Regions from separate parts of the Homo sapiens genome. Here all the other regions are linked to region 1. Evidence: read pairs that join two places in POLR2A ChIA-PET (ENCODE). Cell type or tissue: CD4-positive, alpha-beta T cell. All regions are shown on one strand.

Region 1 (8,000 bases):
GTGTGTGTGTGGTGTGTGTGGTGTGTGTGTGTGGTGTGGGGTGTGTGTGTGGTGGTGTGTGTGTGTGGTGTGGTGGTGTGTGTGGGGTGTGTATGTGGTGTGCGGTGTGTGTGTGGTGTTTGTGGTGGTGTGTGTGTGTGGTGTGGTTGTGTGTATGTGTGGTGTGTGTGTGGGGTCTGTGTGGGGTGTGTGTGTGTGTATTTGCATAAAGAGCTCCTTGAAGAATATGCAAGAAACAAATAAACGTAGTCATTACCTGGGGTGTTGGGGTCGACGTCGGGGGCGACTGGGATAGACGGGAATAGAGATGGAAGTGAGACTCTTCACTACAGATCTTTTTATATTTTTTTAAATTTTTGAGCTGGATGAATGTGTCACTGATTCAAGAAATTTTTAGAAATGTGAAAGGCTCTCCCAGGTGATTCTGAGGGGGAGGTTTTCCCTGGTCGGGAACCACGGGTCAGGCTACCCTTTTCTTCCGACGAGGACACTCTGGGGCCAAAGCTCAGGGCCAGGGCTCGCCAAGGGCACTTGGCTGGTTAGAGGGAGAACGAGCGCGTCTCAACACCTAACATTGGTGGGGTGATTTGCAGGCTGTCCGCCCAGCGAGCTGGCTCGTTGCCGCTTCACCAGGCAAGAGATTTTCTTCCCATTTCACAGCTGGGGAAACGGGCTCAAGAGGTCAAGCAGTGTGCCAAAGCTTGGAGCTAGGATGTCAGTGCAGGGCCCAGATCGTGCTTAGGGCCTGCCAAGGCCCCTGTCACCCCCTCTGGCTGCACAGTGGCATCTCAAGACCCTTCAGCCACAATTCTCCCCAGGTACATTCAGCACGATGTTATCCCAGTCAATGTGAAGGAGAGGTCTGTGGTGAAATAAGGGTGCAAAGTGCTGGGTTAAAAAGTGTCATGTATTTCTTCGCTGCAGGATTTCTCAGATCCTTTACTGGGCCGGTGTACACTGTCAGTCTTCAGTGGGAGATGCGGTGTTGCCTGCCCTTTGTCCAACATGCTCCATGGAACCCTATTTGGGAAACAGCCTCTACGACTAAACTCCAACGTCTAAGGCTGGACGTTCCACACACTTTACCATCAGTCTGCGGCCTCTCTCTGCAGACTCCGCTCTAAACATCTTTGACCATGGAGCATCTGTCAGGATTGGGTGGGAAATAAGACTTTGCAAGGTACATTTATGAGCTGGGATGTCTTCTGTGCATGGTGAGCGGGTCATAATAATTATCATGAGATCTGGCATTTGTGGGTGATTTACGGCTGTCGAGGGCACCCACCTGCATGTGAGCATCTTAATGTGCAGTGTCTGCATCTATGTGCCTGTGTGTATGCTGGGGTTCACTCTCTCTATAGGGTGGGGTTCACTCTGGCAGAAGTGATGGCTTCATCGAGAGGTCCCCGATGGCCTGATGAAACCACAGCCCCACTCTCCCCCTGCCCCAGGCCTTTCTCCATGTGGCTCTTCCTTACCTGGGTCATACCAGCTGAGCCGTCCGAGGCAGGAAGCGACTGCAGAAAGAAGAGAGGAGGGTCAGGAAGTGAAACCTCCCACTCTCTCCCTTCTCCCCAGCTCACCCACCCACAGCCCGAGCAATGGCCCTTTCTGCCTCCCCCTATCCACTATCATGGGTTTTAGGGACAGGAATTTTCATACTCCAGGTTGGAACCCCTGAGTGATATGAATTCTATCTAGTGGGCTGCAACTATCGATTTTTTTTCTTCTTAAAAAACGTTACTTTTAAAATGAACAGACGTGAAATTGATTTTTCTTTACTGCATGATTCCGTGAATGTCACATATATAGATGTGTGTGACCACCATCACAATCAAGGTATACACCAGTTCCATTACTCCCTACCTCAAATTCCCTCATGCTAACCTTTGTAATAATGTAACCATCAATTATTATTATTATTACTTTTTGAGACAGGATATCACTCTCCTCACCCAGGCTGGAGTGCAGTGGCATGATCACAGCTCACTGCAGCCTCAACCTCCCTGGCTCAAAGAATCCTCCCACCTCAGCCTCTTGAGTAGCTAGGATTACAGGCATGAGCCACTATGCCTGGCTAATTTTTTTACTATGTATGTGTGTATGTATGTATGTATGCATGTATGTGTGTGTGTATGTAGAGATGGGGTCTCACTATGTTGTCCAGGCTGGTTTTGAACTCCTGGGCTCAAGTGATCCTCGTGCATCAGCTTCCTGAAGTGCTGGGATTCACATGTGTGAGCCACAGCACTCAGGCCATCAATTTTTTTAAAAATGAAATGGAGTAGAATAGAGAGGCCGTGCACGGTGGCTTATGACTGCAATCCCAGCACTTAAGGGGGCCAAGGTGGGAGGACCGCTTGAGCCCAGAAGTTGGACCCTGCAGTGAGCTATGATTATGCCACAGCACTCTAGCTGGGTGACAGAGTAAGACCCTGTTTTTTTTTGTTTGTTTTGTTTTAAATAAATAAAAAAGAGAATGTCAGAATGCACTGATCACTTTTTGTGTGTTGGGGGTTGCAATGTAAAAATGTCCCGCATGTTTCCACTCAAAAAAGTTTGAGCTCCTTAGTTCTAGAGAATGGAGAAATGATCCAGAAAGGGGCCGGGCACGGTGGCCCATGCCTATAATCCAAGCACTTTGGGAGGCCGAGGTGGGGGGATCACTTGAGGTCAGGAGTTTGAGACTGGCCTAGCCAATATGGTGAAACCCTGTCTCTACTAAAAATAACAAAAATTAGCTCGGCGTGGTGATGCATGCCTGTAATCCCAGCTCCTCTGGAGGCTGAGGCAGGAGAATTGCTTGAACCTGGGAGGTGGAGGCTGCAGTGAGCTGAGATTGCACCACTATACTCCAGACTGGGTGAGAGAGTGAGATTCTGTCTTTACAAGAAAAAAAAAAGGAAAGAAAGAAATGAGCAAGAAAGGGAACCAAGAGAACATTTGCTACTTTCTAGCATTCCCAAGGCAGGATAAGAATGACAGCCACTTATCTTTAACAGCTGCCCATTTCTGGAGAAGACCAAGCTCAAAGAGATGGCGTGACCTGCCCACAGTAGTGTAGCCAGCTAGTTGACAAGGGAGCCAAGGCGACAGGCCCAGGGAACACGGGTCTGCAGGGAACCAGCCTTCCCCCATGTGGACCACGTGGAAGCTCTGCCTCCTTGTAGCCTGGTCTCACTGTGGAGTGGGGGCAAAGTTGCCCATTGCGGGGCTCTCAGCAGAGCAGCTCATCTGTGGCTGGGGAAGAGGTTTAATTTGGGTGGGGACGAGGTGAAGTAGCAAGCTCACGTGGCTTCAAAGCTTAACCTCTGTATTCACCACCTAGCGTGATCAGTTAGGTGCAAGTACGGTATTTTGATTTCCATCTGTCCGACTTGGGTTTACTCTTGGATTTACGGCACTGGGTCAAGGAGACTGCTTTATATATTAATAGTGAAAGGCTGTGTTCAAATTGTTTGTGAGAAATTTTTGCTTGGTGTTAAAAAATAGGTGTGTTTAGCTGGGCCAATGGCTCAAGGCCGTAGTCCCAGCTACTCAGCAGGCTGAGGCAGGAAGATCACTTGAGCCAAGGAGTTCGAGTCCAGCCTGGACAACATAGCAAGACCCCGTCTCTTAAAAAATAGGTGTGCTTTGAAAAAGCTGTTCTTGCTTGAGTGTTCTCAAGCTGGCGGTTGAATTTTAAGGGGTGATGTGCTCCACAGTTCATCCTTGTCCCCGAATCAAGACTCTTTGTAATGAAGTCATCATGGCCATGTGATAAGTTTCCCCTGAATCTGCAAGATCCTTTCGTGGCTGTTGCTCTAGGAGTCACGGGCCTTGGAAGGGGAAGGTTATTCTCACCAACAGGGAAGTGTACAGAGCTCTGGCCTGGGTGGAAAAGGATGGTCTAGTTGTCAATCGTCTGATCAATTTTTTCTTTTTTTTTTGAAACAGAGTCTTCCTCTCTTGCCCAGTCTGGAATGCAGTGGCATGATCTTGGCTCACTATAACCACTGCCTCCCTGGTTCAAGCAATTCTCCTGCCTCAACCTCCCGAGTAGCTGGGACTACAGACATGCACCACCACGCCCGACTAATTTTTGTACTTTTAGTAGAGATGAGGTTTCACCATGTTGGCCAGGCTGGTCTTGAACTCCTGACCTCAGGTGATCCACCCCCCTCAGCCTCCCAAAGTGCTGGGATTACAAGCATGAGCCACCGCGCCCAGCCAATCATCTGATCTATTGCAGTGGGCAGGGCAGCCTCAGGAGGCCATCAGGGAGATGTCCAGCTAGCGAGAGAAATCAGGAAGGAGGCCCTTTTGTCCTGCCCTCACCTCTCACTCCTGACCTCTCATTCCCACCTCCCTCTCATCCCAGCTGCCCATCAGGAGCAGGGCAGTCTGCCTTGAAGGAGTCATCCCTCTGGCTAAGTCTCGAGGGCTAAGGCAGCTTGAAGTGCCACCTGTGGGGAGTGGGAGTCCAAATATCTGCCCTTCAGTGCTACACAGCTCAGGATGGGTTTTCAGTCACCGATGACTTTCTACTGCTCCAGTTCTGAGTATCAGCTCTGCCACTTCCTGCCTATAGAGTCTGGGGAGCACGTCTGTCCTGTCTCTGTGCCTCCAAGCCACGATTTCCTCACTCATAGCATGAGGATGAGCATGGGACTAGCTTTCTAGAGCCGTTGTGAAGATGAGATGAGCTAATCGGTGTAAAGGGCTTAGCCCAGTGCTTCCTGGCCTAGTGCTCAGAGCTGGTGCTACTGATCTGTGGAGTAGGGTGGGCTGGGGGAAGCTGTGCCCAGGGCAGCAGACCCTCGGGGAGCTTTCCCAGTGGGAAGATTCCCTGTCCAGGAGCACAGAGAGCCAAGCCATGGGGCTCACCACTTCCTTCTCCTAACTTGGAAACTTCGCGCAGATGGTCCAGACTTAGGGTGGTTCAACTTACGACTTTTCAAGTTTGCAATGGGTTTGTCGGGGTATTAAATGAATTTTTGACTTAGGATGTTTTCAGCTTACAATGGGTTTATTGAGAGGCAACCCCACTGTAGGTCAAGGAGCATCTCTATTTCCCGAGTCATCATACTCAACGTTCATTATTAACAGCAGCTGCCAACTGTTGAGCACCTGCTGCATACTTAGCCCACGGTATGGTTCATCACAGATATTGTTGTTAATCTTCCACACAGCCCCATCACGAGAGTTGAGTACGTTCCTGGTATAAATGTCAGGAGAGGGCAAATGCCCTGTCCCGGGTAATATGGCTGGCAGGTGGAGTCGAACCATGTGTCTGACTCCAAAACCCATGCTCTCTGCTCCCAGCCACCCAATTGCTCCTCCAGAGTGCCAGCTTTGGAGATGCAGAGATGAACACCACCTGGGTCTGACCTGGAAGCGCTCGTGCAGCCAGACCCTGAAGGCCTGGGGACAGGGACTGGGCCTGACAATCTTGGCAGATTCCACACAGAACAGCCTAGGTCTTGCTCAGAGAACATTCTCAGGAAAGACTGAACAAGCTGGAGAACCAAGTGAAATTCTTTAAAAAATGCTCTAACAAATGCTTTAATAAAAAAGATATTTATGCATTCTAGAGTGTCGCCCTGGAACCTTCCTCTGGGTGCCTGTCTGGTCCCCAGATGAGCAGCAGTTCCTCTCCTCTCCTTCCATCTCTATCACCGTCACCATCATCATCACCATCACCGTCACCATCATCATCACCATCACTGTCACCATCACCAACACTTTAAAAGTTTTCACTCTTCCGGGCCTTTTACACATTAACTCTCCCAGTCCTCACCACAGTGCTATGAAGTAGGTGCTATTATTTTGGTCCCGATTTTACAGACCAGGAAACTTGAGAGGGGTTAAATGACTTGTCCAAGCAGCTAATGAGTGCTGGGGCCCGAACTCAAACCTAGCCGCCTGGCACTGAGTCTTGAGCTTTTGCCAGTGAGGCCCAAACTGCCTCCCTTCCCTCCAGCAGGAAGCCCATGATGGCCTGCCCCAGGTTTCATTGATTCCTGCACCACCCTGGTGTGCAATCCTGATCAAAGGGAATGAACTTGTGATTCCGTTCAGTCAGTAAAACATGCAGTGAGAAGACTTAGCTATGAAGTGCTGTGTGACCTTGGCAAGCCACTCAGCCTCTCTGGGCTCAGTTTCTTAATCTGTAAAGTAAGGAAGTTAGATTCCACAGTCCCTCACCTTCCCCCTGGTTCAAACACCTGTGATCTATAATCTTTAGCTCCTGATGGATTTCAGCAGCTGGTGGAGGGAGGGCGGTGAGATGTACAGCTGACTTGGAAGCTTCCTGAGTGTGTTGTGTATATTCTTTCAGCCTGTCCATGAATATGTTCAGGTTTTTTTTTTATTTGCTTGTTTGTTTTTCACTTATAATCTAGGGAGCAGAATGAACATTGAGGTTTTGAGGGTCCATAACCTATTTCTATTTTTTAGTTGCTTCTCACAGGGGTCAGACCAGCACCCTCCATCCCCTGAGCCCTGCGGTCTGTGTTCAGGGTCTCCCTGACCCCCTCTGGGGGCTCTACAGCTTACTCCTGCACCATCCTTCCTAGCCTCATGAAGCCTGAGGCTCCTGCTATTGCCAAAACTGTGGACAGAATCCCCGAGACTCCAGACCAGGAGGCCCCCGAGGCCTGGAAGTGCTATGCCGTTTCCTTATCCGCCAGCCACCCCTCACCCCGAGCAACTGGGGCTACGGATGAGAATTCTCTGAAGACCCCTTCCTTCTCCTGCCCACCTCCCCTTGCAGCTCCCACAATTTAGGGCCTGGACTGGGCAAACCCAGGCAAAATTCAGGGCTAAAGAAGTCAGACGGCTTATCACACCCCTGGAGCTCCCGTCTCTTGTCTTTGCATTGGCAGAGACAATATTTTTGGCCCTGCCTGCCCTGAGGTCTTGGTGAGGATATCCTCCTCCCTGTCCCTCTCATTCCTCTTGCCCCCACAGTATTCAGGATAATTCTCACTTTGGCTCTCATTACGGCATCCCATGAGTTTTATTTGCTCTGCACAGTGTTTAAAAATTTTTTGAGCCAAATTAAAAAAAAAAAGGTTTCTTTTAATTTTGTTTTGCTTTTTAAACACATTTCAAGATCCAGGCGTTTTTGAAAAATAGGACATCCTGGCTCCACTGGCTGCATCTCTGGAGGCCCCAGGCAGTGGCGGTGGCCCTTGACTTCTGTTTCGTCCACGCCTCGCTGGCACCTTACGGTCGCCATGTGTGTGGAGAGACCTGGCTTCAAACACATGGCAGTGTCTGCAGCGAAACATATGCAGTTTCACACTAAGGGGGATGTGTCAAGATTATAAATAGCCTCCCATTCGTTCAGGTCAGGATTTGCACCAAATGCATTTGCCAGAAACTTACAAATGTTTTTTGGGCTTTGGAATTACAGATGAATATTTGTTGACTTGCATGATGGGTCCCAGTTTACAGAGGAGGAGGCTGTCGTGGTGCATGGGAGTGAGAACTCGGCAGGGCCAGAATTCAGCCCAGGGCGGCTGGCTTTGTAACCTGCACTCCTGGCCCCTGCCTCTGGCTCACTCCTAGGTCCTGCCGCCCCTGCACCCTGGGAAATGGAGGCAAGGGTGTGGCCTGCTTAGGGTTTGGCAGGCACCCGGATTCACAGGCCTGTGATAATGACCGATGATAATAAAATGACAGCATCCTTACCCTGTGCAGACCCCAGGACAAGGATTTTTCACAGAAGACCCCATTTCTTTCTAGAGCCTCAGAAGACGGGGTGCTATCACCACTTTGTTCCACAGATAAAACACCTATGACTGATTTAGTGTAGTTTGCAAGTCAGGTGTTCCCTTTTTCCCGTAAACAGTGATTCCTTCTAACAGTCCACAGACCTCCCCATAGCTACAGCCATCGATGTCCATGAAATACAATAGATCTGCCTGTGTTTTGGGTAGGATTCTGGATTTTCCTTCCTCGAATCCTATATGTTGGCTGACTTGAAAGGTCAGAAGCCCCTCTTTTCTGAAACG
Region 2 (8,000 bases), 110 kb after region 1:
ACTGGTAGGCGGTGGGGGTGGAGGTCTGGAGGGCGAGGCTTGCGTCCAGGGTCTGGAGCCAGGGGCAGTGGCTGAAGGCCTGGGGAGTGGGGCAGGTGGGGGCCCGTGTAGGGGGTGCGCTCGTACCTGCACAGGTGACACGGGCCCGCCTCCCGTCGCTGCGGCACGCGTGCTCCACCACCTCGCAGAGCCGCCACTCGGCGCCGCTGCACAGGAGGGCGGGCGCCCCGGCCAGAGTGGCATTAGCTGCTACGCTGGTGTTCCCGGCTGCAGGCGGGGGCGGCAGCTCAGGGGTCGGCGGGGCGAGCTGAGAGGCGGCCTCCGCCCCGCCGCAGCCCAGTGCTCGGCACACGGCCTCGGCGGCGCGGCTGTCCCAGAGCGCCCCGCACGCGGGCTCCCAGGACGCCTCGAGCCGCACCTCCACCGTCCCGCTGCAGCTGCTGCTCCCGTTTGTCAGACGGACCGGAAGCCGCTCCCCTGGAAGTGTCAGACCAGAGAGCTGAGACCGGTGGGGCCTGGGCAGAGGGTTGCCCAGGCTCTGCCACTGACTCTGTGCGTGAACTTTGACAACGCCCTGCCTGGCTAGGGGTCTCAGCTTTCCAGTCTGCAAAATGGAGCCGGGCTGGCTCATCCCTGAGCCCACCTTGAGGCCTGACCCTGTGGTTCTCCTTAGAGTCAGCCGAAGGTGGGGCTTGGGAGTGACTCTAGAGGTTAAGATGGGTGACAGACAACTAGGGGTCCAGCCCCCTAGAAACCCTCCTCACTTGCTCCTGTCTCCAGGGGCACCCGTTTGTGAAAGAAAGGCAGAGTTGTGAGTTCAGGGGCCCTGGTCCAGTGGGCGCATGCTTCCCCTGAAGGCCCCTCTGCTCCTCTGAGGGTACTGTCCTAGAGGCTGTCACAGTGACTAGGGAACCTTGGAGGATTGTGAAGCGGCTGGCCATGGGGTTGATGATGGGCTGCTTCAGCTGATGGTGGTCCTCACTTCCCCAGAACCCCTTCTATGGGAACCACCTGCCCCTTTTAGCCCAGGATTGTACCCCCAGTGCTAGCATGCATCTTTGCATACAGTAGGTCCTTAATAAACGTCTGCTGAGTAAATCAAGGACCCTGCCTCCCCCACCAAGAACTCTAGCCTGTTCTCAACAAATCCCCTTAAAATGCTCCAGGCATACCTGCCCACCTGTATGTGACTTATCAGTGTCCTCTCAAAAATGGTAGTTCTACGACCTCAAAGTGAATTGATAGTGGAACTTCAGGTGATGGGTCAGGAAGAAGTGTTGTCTGAAGTCAGGGAGCCTCCCTGGTATCCTAAATGTCCATTTCCCTTCTTTATTACCCTGGGGGACCACCTACAGAAAGCTGATCATGGACCCCCAGAGGGAATGTTTGCTCACCTGGCTCCCAGAGCTCACTCTCTGCACTGCTGGTGTTGAGCTGGTCAGGTGGGGCTGGAGATGGATGACCTGAAATGAACCAGCAGCAGCATGGTGGGTGAGTGAGCTCAGGCCTGGAGACCACAGAGACACCCTGATGAGCAGGGGGCACTTCCTGGAGCCTGTGGTGGCTACATGAGGCCTTTGGAAAAGACGTGGTCCTCAACTTTGGGTGCATTGGCCTCCCTTCAAGGTAGGGAAAGTTCTCAAACATTGGCATTTCAGGATCCTCCGCTTTACCTATTCATTGCACACACAGCTTCAGAAATCGGAGTAGAACAGGGAGGAAAGGCAGTGGGCACTGGGGCCAGACACACAAAGTGGCTTCGTGACCATGAATGGGTGACTTAATCTTTCTGTGCCAGTCCCAATTTTTCAGCTATGATTCTTAGGAAAATATTGTGAGACTGAAATGAGACAGCCTATGAAATACTTGACATATAGAAAAAGCTCGAAAGTGGGAGTGATTTAGAAAAAGAAAATTTTGTTTATAGAATTTGTTTGAGAATTTCATATCAGACTTTAGAATAATTGACACATCCTGGACTGGGAACCACTGGATTGCAAAGTGCCTTCAGACACTAAGAAACTAGCATTCATGAAGGACAGGTATTTGCATATTTGCATATATTGTTCCATTTACTTTCTTTCTTTCTTTCTTTTTTTTTTTTTGAGACAGAGTTTCGCTCTTGTTGCCCAGGCTGGAGTGCAATGGCTTGATCTCGGCTCACCGCAACCTCCACCTCCCAGATTCAAGCGATTCTCCTGTCTCAGCCTCCTGAGTAGCTGGGATTACAGGCATGCGCCACCACGCCTGGCTAATTTTGTATTTTTAGTAGAGACGGGGTTTCTCCATGTTGGTCAGGCTGGTCTCGAACTCCTGACCTCAGGTGATCTGCCTGCCTCAGCCTCCCAAAGTGCCGGGATTACAGGCATGAGCCACTACATCCAGCCTATTCCATTTACTTTCAACAATGCAATGAGGCAGGTGTTAGCATTCTTATTTTACAGATTAGGAAAAGGAGGCTCCAAAAGCAAAAATCAGTTGTCCCTGCCAGATAGGGTCCATTTATTCCACCAGAGCTACTATCCATTCTGCCCTGGGAGGCTGATCTGTTTGGATTAACCCCTGTCTTCCTGGGCCTTATGGCTTCTGTCAGATTCAGCCAATGGGGAGCCTTAGCAGAGCTAGGCAGAAGTGAGGAGAGCGAAGATGTGACACTTATTCCTCTGGCCCCCCCTGTGAGGTCCCTCGGGTAGGCTGTGTCCCTCATGTGAAGGACATTGCTTATTCAAGGTGACCTCTCCTTGACTGTCTCCTACTCGGACTCACTGACCACTCCCTGGTTGTGTCTCCTTTGGCCAGAAGTTGCTCTTAGATTCTACTTACTGCATTACCCTTTGTAAATAGTTCTTCTGTAAATAAGTCCCCTTTAAATTCCTATTCTAGGTTTCCTGGTGGGAACCCAACTGATGCGTGGGCCTGAGGCCACCCAGTGAGCAAGCTGCAGAGCCCGGATTTAAACTGTCTCCAAGGACTTGCCTCCCCTCTGGGCTGGGATGTTTGGGCTTGCAAAGCACAAAGGGAGGCTCTGGGGCAGGGACTGTTGTGGTTGCCTATGAACTCCTCTGCATTTCCTGGTTTCTCTTGCACTTAGGTTGGGCTGGTTGAAGCCTAGGCAGAAGACGTCTGCCTGCTTTTGAGCCAAAGCAGGGAAGAGGCAGTGAGCCATTTCCATTTACGTCTTCCCTGTTGAAGGATATTAGAGGCCCTGGGTTGCGGAGGAACTGCAAGAGGGAAGGGGATGTTGACCCAGCTTGGATTTTGTGTGAGTAAGGAGTAAGCCCTTATCATGTTAAACCATGAAGATTTGGGGGTGTCCTTGTTGCTACAGCCTTGCCTAGTCCGGCCTGACCGATACAGAGCCTGAAGACTCGGACATGACCACTACACATTCCTGGAGCTTCACCTGAGCAGATTCCACGGACATACCCCCTGAGCCTGAGCTTGTGCATGTGCGCGTGCACACCCTGGCAGACAGCCCTCTCCAGGAAACCGTGTGGGCCTCTTCATCATCAGGCAGAAAGTCTTCAGCCCTCTAATTGCCGTCCTCGCTAACTCCCTGGCTGGCTGCCCAGCCTGAGCCCCTGGAGGAGAAATGACTCCAAATTCAGAGCATAAACTCTGTGGCTGATGTATTAGAATGTTCAGCGCAAGAATTCAGATGCCCACAAGTTAGGATTTCAGAATCCCGGTTCCCACAGCAACCGTCCCAGTGCTCCTGCGTAGTTTTCAATGTTACTACATGGGGTGGGGGAGGGGGATTGAATGATGGCTGCAGTGTGTATGACTGTGAGGTGTGTGCATATGAGTGTGTGTGAGGGACTGTGTGCATATGTGATTACGACTGTGTGTGTGAATGTGATGTGTGTGGGGCAGGGGGGCTTTAGCTCTGCTCTGTATCATCTCTCTCTCTGGGTCTGGAAAACCACTTTCTCATGCATAAAGACAAAAATGTGTTCTCCTAGATCAGAAAACCCTAGAGGGCAGGGCCCATGGCTGGGTCAGCCCTGTGTCCCCCACAGTGTCCAAGGCAATGTTTGTTGATTGACTGAATGAATGAGCAGCAGCTGCCAGCTCCAAGGCAGCTGGTTGAAAGCGGATAACCTCGAGGGCTTTATTTTTGTGTCAAGCATTCTCCCATCCCCTATCCCAAGAAGGGAACCTGGCTTCTCTGTTCTCTGACTTCTGTGCTACAGGAACAAAAGCAGAAATTACCTGGAACCGTCTTTCCATCCAGGCCTCATTTCACAGAGGGCCGAATGGAAGATCAGCGTTTCTCAGACATCATTATCACCTTTTTTGTTTTGAGACAGTGTCTCGCTCTGTCGCCCAGGCTGGAGTGCAGTGGCACAATCTCGGCTCACTGCAACCTCCACCTCCTGGGTTCAAGCGATTCTCGTGCCTCAGTTTCCCGAGTAGCTAGGACTACAGGCGCTTGCCACGATGCTGGCTAATTTTTGTATATTTTTTGTAGAGACGGGGTTTTCCCATGTTGCCCAGGCTGGTCTCAAATTCCTGAGCTCAAGTGATCTGCCCACCTCAGCCTCCCAAATTGTTGGGATTACAGGCGTGAGCCACCACACCCGGCCCATTGTTACCACTTTTGCCTGGCCCTGTGCCTCACACTTTTCTTTAAATTGGTTCACTTTTTTGCTGCAATAAATTTATTTGAAAAGGAGCCTGCTATGGTTTGAATGTGTTCCAAGGTTCATGTGTTGGAAATTTAATCCCCCAATGACCTGTGTTGAGAAGTTGGATGTTTAAGAATTGATTAGGGCTGGGCGTGGTGGCTCACGCCTGTAAGCCCAACACTTTGGGAGGCCAAGGCGTGTGGATTACCTGAGGTCAGGAGTCCGAGACCAGCCTGGCCAACATGGTGAAACCCTGTCTCTACTACAAATACAAAAATTAGTCGGGTGTGGTGGCACATGCCTGTAATCCCAGCTACTCCGGAGGCTGAGGCAGGAGAATTGCTTGAGCCTGGGAGGTGGAGGTTGCAGTGAGCTGAGATTGCGCCACTGCCCTCCAGCCTGGCCAACAGAGCGAGACTGTGTCTCAAAAAAGAAAAGAAAAGAAAAGAAAAGAGTTGATTAGGTCATGAGGAGTCTGCCTTCATGAACGGATTAATGCTGTTATCACAGGGGTGTGTTGGTTATTGCAGAAGTGGTTTTGTCGTAAAAGTGAGAGTTCCACCGTCCCTCGCTCTGTCTCTCGTGCACTCTCTGGCCATGTGACGCCTTCCATTGTGTTATGATGCAGAGAGAAGGCCCTCATCAGATGTGGCCCCTAGATCTTGGGCTTTCCAGCCTGCAGAACTATAAGAAATAAATTTCTTTTTGTTTTAAATTACTCACTCTGTGGTACTTTGTTATAGCAACACAAAACAGAGTAAGAGCAAACTTTTACCCTTTCCTGTGAATTTGCTTTTTTACATCATTAAAGACACCTGATCATAAAAATGTTCACTGCAGATTTTTTTTTTTGAAACAGTGTCTTGCTCTGTCACCCAGGCTGGAGTGCAGTGGCGTGATCTCGGCTCATTGCAACCTTCACCTCCTGGGTTCAAGCAATTCTCCTGCCTCAGCCTCCCAAGTTGCTGGGATTACAGGCACCCACCACCACACCCTGCTAAATTTTTTTGTATTTTTGGTAGAGATGGGGTTTCTCCATGTTGGCCAGGTTGGGTCTTGAACACCTGACCTCAAGTGATCTGCCTGCCTCAGCCTCCCAAACTGCTGGGCATACAGGTGTGAGCCACCGCACCCAGTCCACTGCAGATTTTTGAATGGCAAAATGTTAGAAACAGAGTGAATGCCCATTCACAGGGGAAACGGCTGAATCAATTACGGTCCATTTACAGCATGGCATCTTATGCAGCCTTTATAAAGAATGAAATAGACCCAGATGGGTTGGCAGGATTTCCAAGCTGTGTTGAGTAGGAAAAGCAAGATGCAGAGAAGAGAATATAATATGATACATTTTTTGTGAAGCAAGGCCAAAAAACCCCCTCTGTGAACTGGTATGATTGCAGGAACATGAAGATAAGTGTGGGAGAACACACAGCAGATAATCAAAATGGAAAAATTAAGAGTGGGCTTCAGGGGAAGGGGCCAAGCAGGGCCAGCTCCACAGGCTGGTGGACTGTGCACAGGGCCCCGTGCTTAGAAGGACCCGGCCTTTGCTTGAATCCTCTGCTGTTGCCATCTTGAAATTCCTCATCATTTGTTGAACCAAAGGCCCTGCATCTCCGTTTTGCACTGGGCCCTGCAAACTATGCAGCTGGTCGTGGGACACAGTCACAGCCATGGAAGATAGGGGGAGGAAAAGCAAGCAATGAAGGTAAAAGGCTGTACTTTAAAAATCATGTATGATATGATTCTATGTATGTAAAATTAGGTATGTATGTTGATATGAAAAAAATAAGAAGATATTAAAACCTAAAGGGACGATTTATATGACTTGCTTAAAATAGAAGGTAATTGTAAAAACAAGCATACTAAAAATAAAGCCATGTTAGAGATGTTAAAAGACACATCATCGGCCAGGCACGGTGGCTCACGCCTGTAATCCCAGCACTTTGGGAGGCCAAGGTGGGTGGATCACAAGGTCCAGAGTTCGAGACCAGCCTGGCCAATATGGTGAAACCCTGTCTCTACTAAAAATACAAAAGTTAGCCAGGCGTGGTGGCAGGTGCCTGTAGTTCCAGCTACTCGGGAGGCTGAGGCAGAGAATCGCTTGAACCCAGGAGGCAGAGGTTGCAGTGAGCTGAGATCACGCCACTACTACGCTCTAGCCTGGGCGACAGAGCAAGACTCCGTCTCAAAAAAAAAAAAAAAAAAAAGACACATCATCATCAGACTATCTGATAGAATCAGAAGGAATGACAAAACATTGAAAAATAATAATTATTTAAACTTTTATTGCCACATGATTCAGTGTTATTTAATGCTAAGTTCATTTACCACCTGAAGTTATACTGTGTGCCCCTGAAAATCATCTCTAGTTGTGTCCCAAATTCTGGAAAGTGATGGAACAAGACAGGGAAGGGATGGAGGGGAGCGGCTGGTTTCAGAATAGGAGAAGAAAGAGGTTGGGAGTGCCGACCCCAGCCCAGGAAGGAGGCGGCTTTTTCAGGCCAGTCCCATGCAGAAGTCCCCGAGTGGGACAGAACCTCCAATGGGGTAGTGGGAAGAAGACTCCAGTGGAACGGGCTGCGGAGGAGACTGTAAGCACAGGAAGAATGAAGGCACGAAAGAGCCTTGTTGCCTGGAATTTGAGAAAACGGAACGGGACACTGATACTCCTGTTGTGTCACCCAGGCTCCTGAGATGTCCCATGGGCATCTGAGAGGTGAGGGACTTGTGGAGAAAGGAGGCATAGACATCGAGGGAAAGCTGAGCCTCCCGCTGGCCAGCCCAGTGTCAGAGCAAGCCTGGTGGGGAAACAAGGCACTCCCCAGAATGCCGCCCTGGCCGTGCCCAGTGACCAGTGTCAGGTCAACACCAGCTACACCTGAGGTTACTTTCTGTCCTCCGGCACTGTCAGAGGTGCTGAGGAAAACACGGTTGCATCCTGAATGCTCGTTGAGTGGATGATGGATGAAGAGATGCTGTACAGAGCCAGAGGCAGGGTGGAAAGGGACGATGGAAACATGGAGGTGGAATCTACAAGTGGTGCAGCCAGGTGCATGTGTCACCTGCTAGAAGTATAGTTAAAAAAAAAAATCAACAGAAAGTGTTTGCAAACACAGATGCCAACAGCCTTAACAACAACAGCAAACCAAGCTCTTTCAATCCAGTAATTCCACATCTGGGAACTTATCCTAAATAAAACTATCTCAAGTACCATACTGCCTGGAGACTAAAGTCCATGCTTTGGAACTAGATGGTTCTAGATTCCCTTTTCCATCCACTGGAGCCCCAGAATGCTGTGATGTGCTGGTTTTTTATATTTATATTTATATTTATTTTTATTTTTATTTTGCCATAGAGTCTCACTCTCCC
Region 3 (8,000 bases), 86 kb after region 1:
AATCACTTGAAGCTGGGAAGCGGAGGTTGCTATGAGCCGAGATCGTGCCACTGCACTCCAGCCTGGGCGACAAGAGTGAAACTCCATCTCAAACAAACAAACAAGCAATCAAAAAACAACAACAACCAACCAACCAAACCAAACCAAACCAAGCCAAACAGAAACCCTGAAGCAATCCAAATAATATGTGGACTTTGGTGAATAATCATGTATCAATATGGGTTCATTAATTGTGATGAATTTACCATGCTAATGTAAGATGTTAACAATAGGAGAAACTGAGTATGGGGTGTACAAAATGACTCGGCAATTTTTCTGTAAGTCTAAAATGATTCTAAAATAAAAAGTTAATTAAGAAAATGAAATATGCCCTGAAGAAAGATGGATAGAAAGGCGCCTTGGCAGTCAGAAGGAAGCAGAATGGGAAGCGGGTAGCAGGAAGAATCAGAACAAACACTAAATGGATTAGGGCATCAGGCTGCCCCGTGAAAGACTGTGGGCCCAGTTCCTGCCACCTTACTTCTCGCACACTGATGATGTTCTTTTGTCTTCGCCAGTTCTGAGCCACTACTGCTGGGTGTCTGCTCCTGGGGTACCTGCTGGCCCTGAATCACCCCTCTGGATTCCTGGGACTCCAGGAACTTTGGGATCCAGAGAAGCGAGCTCTTCCATCCCAGGACCCATGACTGCCCACGCTGTTGAGCTTCTGAGGGCAGGGACCATGTTTTCTCTCTCAGAGCCAGGGCTGCATGTTGGAACTGGCCCTGACAGTGTCAGTTAAACTTTCACGAAACAAATGTTCCTGAACTTGAAGCCATAGGACAGGACTCTGAAGATCACAGAATCACACAGTGAGAAAATGATGCCCTTTTCAGCTCTGCACCAGTCCTTCTCATGACAGAAAGGAGAGTGTCTCGGGTTGGTTCGAGGATGTCTTTAACCCCTCTCATCGTTGCCCGTCTCGACACAGAACCAAGAACAGGCGGGTCCTAGACTCAGACTCTAGTGGACGAATGTGTCCAGCAAAAGTAACAGCATTACTTTATTTTACAATTATCTTCAACGTATACCAAGTGATACTGGTTTTCCATTTATAATGGCAATGTAGCTTCCCTTGAGTTTGTTTTAAATTTTAATTCAATTTCAGACATACGGAAAAGTTGCGAGCATAGTAGAGTTCCTGGATGCCTTTCACCCAGATTCCCTTAGTGTTAATATTTTCTCCCAATCTCTCTCTCTGTGTCTCCCCCTACCTTCCCCACCAAACTACCTACCTACCTACCTACCTACACACACACACACACACACACACACACACACACACACTTTTTTTCTGAATTATTTAAAAGCATGCTGTTCTTTCACTGCCAGTCCTGGTAATGTCCTTTATGGCAAAAGAAAACCCCAGGCCATGCCTTGCGTTCAGTTGGGATCCCTCTTTTTTTTTCCTTTTTTTGCCATAGAGTTTCATTCTTGTCACCCAGGCTGGAGTGCAATGGCGTGGTCTCGGCTCACTGCAACCTCTGCCTCCCGGGTTCAAGCGATTCTCCTGTCTCAGCCTCCCGAAGTGCTGGGATTACAGGCACCCACCACCACGCCCGGCTAATTTTTTGTATTTTTAGTAGAGATGGGGTTTCACCATGTTGGCCAGGCTGGTCTTGAACTCCTGACCTCAGGTGATCCGCCTGCCTCGGCCTCCCAAAGTGCTGGGATTACAGGTGTGAGCCACCGCACCAGGCCTCTTTTACCTCTAAATGTGTCAGTACTCCAGTGTGTATTTCCTAAAAGCAAGACTATTTTATTACATAAGTATAGTACACTTTTCAAAATCAGGGAACTAACACTGATATAACCCTGTAGTCACTAGACCTCCTTCCTGTTTCACTGCCTGTCCTTGTAATGTCCTTTATGGCAAAAGAAAACGTCAGGTCATGCCTTGCCTTCACTCGGGATGCCTCTTTGACTCTTTTCATCTGAAACAGTTTTTGAGTCTTTGTATTCTATGACATTGGCATTTTTGAAAAGTACCTGCCAGATATTTTTTAAGATGTCTAAAAATTCCTTTTTAAATAAATTTAAGTTTTAAATAAGTGAGTCCACTTAAAGAAAAACTATCAAGTGACCCAAAGAACAAATGGTCTACAGATAAAGCAAAAACTGTGAAGATGTACATGGATTACAGTTTTGACAAATGTTGCCTTAAATCAACTTCCTTCTGCCCCTGGGGCTTCATCCCACTGGGATGGTCAGGCCTTGGGTCAGTGAGTTAAGAACAGTCAATAAAGTGGTGACACAAGGCTGTGCCAGCCTGTGTGCAGGGAGCTCACTCTCGGGGGCAGAGTCAGGGTTCTGGGCTCTCTGCCAGATACTAGTGAGGGGCTGGGAGGAAAGTGTGCTTTTGGGTGCGTGCAAGGTGCATACAAATCTCAAACATGTCTCAGTGAAAGAACAGGCAGGCCGGGCACAGTGACTCATGCCTGTAATCCCAGCACTATGGGAGGCTGAGGTGGGAGGATCGCTTGTGCCTAGGCATTTGAGAGTAACATGGTGAGACCTCGTGTCAAAAGAAAGAAAGAGAGAGAGAGGAGAGGAGGGAAGGAAGGAAGGAGAAAGAGAAAAAGAAAGAGAGAGAGAAAGAGAGCGAGATAAAGGAAGAAAAGAAAGAATGGAAAGAAAGAATTAGCTAGGAGTGGTGGCGTGTGCCTGTAGTCCCAGGTACTTGGGAGGCTGGGGTAGGAGGATTGATTGAGCTTGGGAGGTCAAGGCTGCAGTGAGCTATGATCATATCACTGCACTCCAGTCTGGGCAACAGGGCAAGACCCTGGCTCAGAAAAAAAAAAAGAAAAAGAAAGAAAGAACAAGCCATAAAATCAGGAAAGGAGAAGAGAGCTTGACAAAGCAGTAGGAAGACTTGAGTATGGGCAGAAGAGGTGAGTTTCCTGGAACAGGAAGGGAGGGAGGGGATCTTGGGGTTTTTACTGGGCAGAGCTCCAGGGTTAATGCTACTGCCATCACCCATGTACTTCAGAGGGGTCCCCACAGCCAGAGGGGCTTTGATGTTAGCAGGAGGACTTGGCTGCTTCCAGCCCTACACTAGCTATCCCCAGGGTAGGTGGCCTGGGGACGAAAGGCTGCGGTGGGTGGCCTTGCCTGGCCCTGGACCACAGAAGGGCTCTCTTACAGGATGGGTTGTTCTTGCTAGAGGGTGAGCGTGGGCATGAGCTGAGAGGGTCCTGCAGGGACAGACATGCGTCTGGGGCTGTACATCTCTAGCATGTACCGAGTCTCTCCTGCTGCACGCAGGATGCACCCACCTAGTCTTCAGGTTGCCAAGAAGGTGGGAGGACTGCAGGCAAGGGCAGCAAACGCAGAGCAGACTGCAGGAAGTCACGGCACCGGCCACAGAAGGGGGAAAAGAGGGTGACTATCGGAGTGATGCGATGAAGGGTATTGCTGTGTCTTGGCTATGCAGAAAAGTTGAGGGGGGCTACTGACCCCAGTTATTTTAGTATCTCATCCTCAGATAAGAAACAGCCTTCACCTGCCTTGAAACCAGGGCAGAGAGTGAGGCCTGGAGGGAGGGATGGTCACCCCAGAGGGGAGGCCATGGGAAGGAAGCGGAGCCCCATGGACCCAGTGCTGTTGTTTCTAGGGAGAGCCGTGTGTGTGACCTGGAGGCCATGGAGGGGAATGTGTCTGTGAGTGTCTGGACGAGGATCATTTTGTCTCCCCACTGTGTGGAAGAATGAAGAGGAGGCAGTGATTGTGGGCCTGGTCGGGCTAAGCGTAGGGAGGGGAGGCAGGAGACCTCGCAGGTAGAGGGACTCTTTGTGAGCAGGGGGCTTGAAGGAAAATGAATCTCAGCCAGAGCCCATGGCCCTGGGGACCACTCCCTCCCCTCCCCCTCCTTCTGCACTTGGTGGGTGGCTGGGCAAGTGGGACGAGCTGGGGGAAGGGAGCCAGGGAGGGGGCACCTGCCCTCAGCCAGGATAGGGCCCGGGTCCTCTGCGGAGGGGGTGGGGGATCCTTCCCCAGGACAGAACGTGTCATGGTCTCCCGGCCTCCCACCCACCCTCTCCCCCTCCAGCCTATCACCTTTCCATCTTCTCTCCTCCCCGCCCTCCTGCTTGCCCCGTGGTAGCTGCACTGACTGGCTGTGAACCTGGCTCCCCTGGTCCTAGCTGGGTGACCTTGAACTAGTCCCATGACTTCTCTGGGCTTCACTTTTCCCACAGGGAAGGTAACAGACGTTAGGAGACCTTAAGGCTCTGGGAGGTTTTGAGAATTAAGTGAGGCCACAATGTAAGGGGTCCAGCAAGTGCGGGGTTCGGGGCCAGGGAAGACAAAGGCTTTGTCTGGCTGCTCCTGCCTTCCACTGTCTGCTCAGGCACACCGCTCCCTCCCTCTGTCTTCCTCTTTTCCTCTCTGTCTCATGACTCTCTCTCCCCACCCCCCGCCCCCCTCCTTTGTCTCCCTTTGTTGCTATTTCGGTCCTTCCTCAATGATGTTGGTGAGAGGTGAGCCTCTTTTCATGTCAGGATGCCAGAACTCCGTCAAACTGGTAAACAGCTGAAGGATGTGGCGGGAGATGAACTTTCCACTGAAGCTTCTTTCAACCCATCCCTTCCCTGGGGCTCCCCTGCACCTCCCCACTCTGGAGACTCCATCCCATCCTCACGAAGCGAGGACGGGGGGCCGGGGACGGCGGCCAAGAGAGGTCCACGCCAGGTGGCCACACGGGCTCCAGCCGCTCTGTCCGTTCACCAGAACCATGAAGAGGGTCTTTGAGAGGGGCGGAAGTGGAAACCGCAGATGGGGCGATAGGGAGGGGTGGGGGATGGACAGGTGTACGTCGGAGGTGAGGTTTCCAGGGGACAAGGTTAGGGACCCGCAGGTGATGCCCTGCCAAGGAAGGAAAGCCAGTACCTGTGCTCCCTGGGAGCAGCCTCGGAGCCTGAGAGCCACATCCATGTGGGCCCTGGTGGGATAATCCTGCCAGAGCGTGCTCCTGACCTGGTCCCCTTGGGCTCTCTCAGATGTCTGGAGGATGCCAATTAATTGTGGGGCCTGAAGAGCTGTGTGTGGCTCCAGCTGGGCATTGGGAGGCACAGAAGTGAGCCTTTGGTGTGGATTGTACCTTCACATGGAAAGGAGGAGGGCAGGGGCAGTGGCAGCCAGGGCCCAGCCACACCATGTTCAGCTGATAGCCCTGGGAAAAACTGAACATTCTTGAGCCTGTTCCCTCAGTCATAAGATGGGGATGATGCTGGTTCTTCATGGGGCTGTTGAGAGCATACATGAGTCAGTACCTGCAGTGTGCTCAGAACAGTGCCCGACACACAGGTTCTGAGTGTGCCCTCAGGAATCGAAGCTATCATTAATGTCACCGTCATATTGTCATCATGGCTGGAGGCTGCTGTGTTGGAAAATCATCTCCCATGTCTGTGATCACTCTCCAAGTCCTGAATCCGTCTCCAACTCGTTCCCTCTTCTCCATCTCCCAGTGCTGACCACCCCCCAGCTGGCCTCCCTTCCTCCAGGCCCCAGCCCCATCAAACCTCCCTCCGCTTCATAGCGGCAACCTTTCTAGAGCATCCGTCTCATCGGATCACTTCCCTGCCTTAGAAACTGCTCGCAACTCCCAGCAGGTCTAAGACAATGACAAGGGTCAAGTTACACAAGACCCTTGGAGATGCTCCCCATGGTCTTTCCCACCTGCGCACCCCCTTTTCCCCTGGCCTTCAGGCGGCATGCACCATACTTGCACGTGTTGCTACTGAGAACATCCTTCACTCATCCATCCAGCAAACTCCTACACAACCTTCAATGGCCGACTTGATTGTTCCCTCTTTTGTCATGCTTTTCCCACTAAACCCTGGCAGTTAGTGGCTTCTTCCTCTCTGTCCACACAGCCTCTGTAGTGGTGTGGTGGAGCCCTACATGAGGCAAAAGTTATCTGCTTGGACAGCATGTGGGAGAAACTCAAATATGGGTAGCATCACTCTTCCCTTAGGAACGTTATCTGGGATACCAGAGAAGTAAAAAGAAGCAAGGAGCCCAAGAGGGTGCCCGGACGTCATTTCTGTATAAGAAGGGGTAGGCAGCAAGAGGGGTTCACATCTGCTTCTTTCTACATCAGAGACACAATTGTGTTTACCTTGGGTGGGCCGGGTGGGGAGGAAGGGGCAGGGTGGAGGGGGCAAGATTTTAATGGTATGAATTCATGTTGTTGGAGTTTTAATACGGTTAAGGTATTTCCCATTTTAAAAAAAGAAAGGGCTGGGCCCAGTGGCTCATGCCTATAATCCCAGCACTTTCGGAGGCTGAGGCAGGACGATCACTTGAGGTCAGGAGTTCAAGACTAGCCTGGCCAACATGACGAAACCCCATCTCCACTAAAAATACAAAAATTAGCTGGGCGTGGTGATGTGTGCCTGTAATCCCAGCTACTCGGGAGGCAGAGGCAGGAGAATTGCTTGAACCTGGGAGGCGGAGGTTGCAGTGAGATGAGACTCTGCCACTGCACTCCAGCCTGGGTGACAGAGAAAGACTCCATCCCAAAAAAAAAAAGAAAAGAAAAAAAAAAAGAAAAGAGAGAGAAAGAGAAGGAAGGGAGGAAGGAAGGAAAGAAGAAGGAAGGAAGGGATGGAGGGAGGGAGGGTAGGGAAGGAGGGAGGGAGGGAGGGAGGGAAGGAGGGAGAAAGGGAGGGAGGAGGGCAGACAGGGAGGGAGGGAGTGAGGGAAAGGAAAGAACACTCCCTTAGGAAGACGCCTGCATGTGAGTCTGCCCTGCTCTGGCTCCAAACCAGGTGTTTTCCCTGCAGCATTAGAGCAGCTCGTTGAAATGGTGGGCTTTGTTTCAGGCCCACCGTGTATGAAAAATGAATCCCCAACAGCTAAAATCTCACCCAGCATGGCAAGGTACCCACAGGATGAACGGCTTCCAGGATCTGAGGGAACGGAGGCTCCACAGCTCCTGTCTGTCTCCTCCTGGGTGTTTGTTCAACCAAGGGAAATATTGGGCTGGGTTGCCCCTTGTCTTTCTGTTTGCTGCTGAGCACACACTTAAGTTCATGTGGGTTAAACATGCTTATCATGAGCCCTCGCTGTGCGGCGTGGTGTTTTCACACTGGGGCTTTGCAGTGAGGTGGAAAAGTTGTGCTACCTGCCAAGCTGTGTGGCTTCTGGCTAGTCATCTAATCTCTCGGGGTTTCAGTTGCCCTATTTACGAATTAGGGAGAATAATACCTTCTCAGAGTGCCCTTATGAGGATTGTATGAAACAACACATACCTGGCACATAGTAAATGCTACCCACCGTCATCATCACCATGTTGATGAACGGCAGTTACTGGTCTCTCTCTGCCCCAGGTCCTGTAAACTCCCCAGCGGCAAGGGCCAGGCTCCATTCCTTTCTGTGCCTCCCAGAGCTCAGCACAGAGCTGGCTCTATAAGGGTGCCTGGTAGTGATGATTCTACATTCCCGAACCCCGTATCCCAGAATGCAGCCGGTGCCTGTGCTGTTGGTGGGCAGATAGGCCGGTGTCTCCAGATTCTAGGCTGGGGCTCTGGTAATAATGCCCAGCCGTGTGGCTGTGGTGGCACAGGGACACTGGAAGAGCCATGATTAACACTCAGACTCTGAAGCTAGGCTGTATTTAAGTCCCAGCACTGTCATTATTTAGCTGTGTGACCTTGGCTTTTTACTTAACCTCTCTGGGCCTCAATTTTCTCACCCATGAAATGGGGTTGGTGTGAGACTTGACCATCCCCAGCCTCATCTCCTCTCAAACTGGACCTCCCTTGACCTCGCGAGCCGTGCAGTTTCTTGCTGTGTCTTCGCTCGTGTCATTCCCTTGGCCTGGAATGCTTTTCCCTCTCCACGTCGGTGGTTCACTCCTATTCATCCTCTACAACCCAGATCAGGCATCAGCTTCCCAGGAATTCCCTGTGCATCACTCTCTGCCTGAGCTTGCAGAGCTGTCAGTCAAATTGCTGGGT

Evidence for each region. ChIA-PET counts read pairs that join two places held together with the same protein. Peaks named below come from ENCODE experiments on the same cell type or tissue, not always from the same donor. Only the 100,000 strongest peaks of a DNase experiment are listed, where the experiment ranks them.
Region 2: POLR2A ChIA-PET joins it to region 1 with 14 read pairs; 4 of 35 experiments call an interaction of 5 or more read pairs at or near these places.
Region 3: POLR2A ChIA-PET joins it to region 1 with 23 read pairs; 9 of 35 experiments call an interaction of 5 or more read pairs at or near these places.

The regions. Positions count from the first base shown.
Region 1 is chr11:61,108,573-61,116,572 of GRCh38, reverse strand. CD5 (CD5 molecule) reads right to left here. Exons shown (of 11, transcript NM_014207.4): 2 at 1,479-1,517. Among named protein-coding and RNA genes, the nearest start is that of CD5, 10 kb to the right of the region's middle. In CD4-positive, alpha-beta T cell, no CTCF peak of the experiment used is centred here; DNase peaks (open chromatin) are centred at 3,272, 4,592 and 5,672; H3K4me3 peaks cover 693 bases; H3K27ac peaks cover 5,777 bases.
Region 2 is chr11:61,000,037-61,008,036 of GRCh38, reverse strand. It overlaps CD6 (CD6 molecule), which reads right to left. Exons shown (of 13, transcript NM_006725.5): 2 at 1,395-1,463; 3 at 127-477. It overlaps LOC105369326 (a long non-coding RNA gene), which reads left to right. Exons shown (of 2, transcript XR_950155.3): 2 at 3,092-4,675. Among named protein-coding and RNA genes, the nearest start is that of CD6, 32 kb to the right of the region's middle. RefSeq lists a silencer at 124-323 and an enhancer at 65-773. In CD4-positive, alpha-beta T cell, no CTCF peak of the experiment used is centred here; DNase peaks (open chromatin) are centred at 3,056, 3,516 and 5,226; H3K4me3 peaks cover 1,025 bases; H3K27ac peaks cover 4,564 bases.
Region 3 is chr11:61,022,953-61,030,952 of GRCh38, reverse strand. It overlaps LOC105369325 (a long non-coding RNA gene), which reads left to right. Exons shown (of 2, transcript NR_188502.1): 2 at 558-2,090. Among named protein-coding and RNA genes, the nearest start is that of LINC02954, 28 kb to the left of the region's middle. RefSeq lists a silencer at 2,217-2,276 and an enhancer at 4,205-4,770. In CD4-positive, alpha-beta T cell, no CTCF peak of the experiment used is centred here; DNase peaks (open chromatin) are centred at 2,392, 3,342, 4,472, 7,122 and 1 weaker place; H3K4me3 peaks cover 2,615 bases; H3K27ac peaks cover 5,067 bases.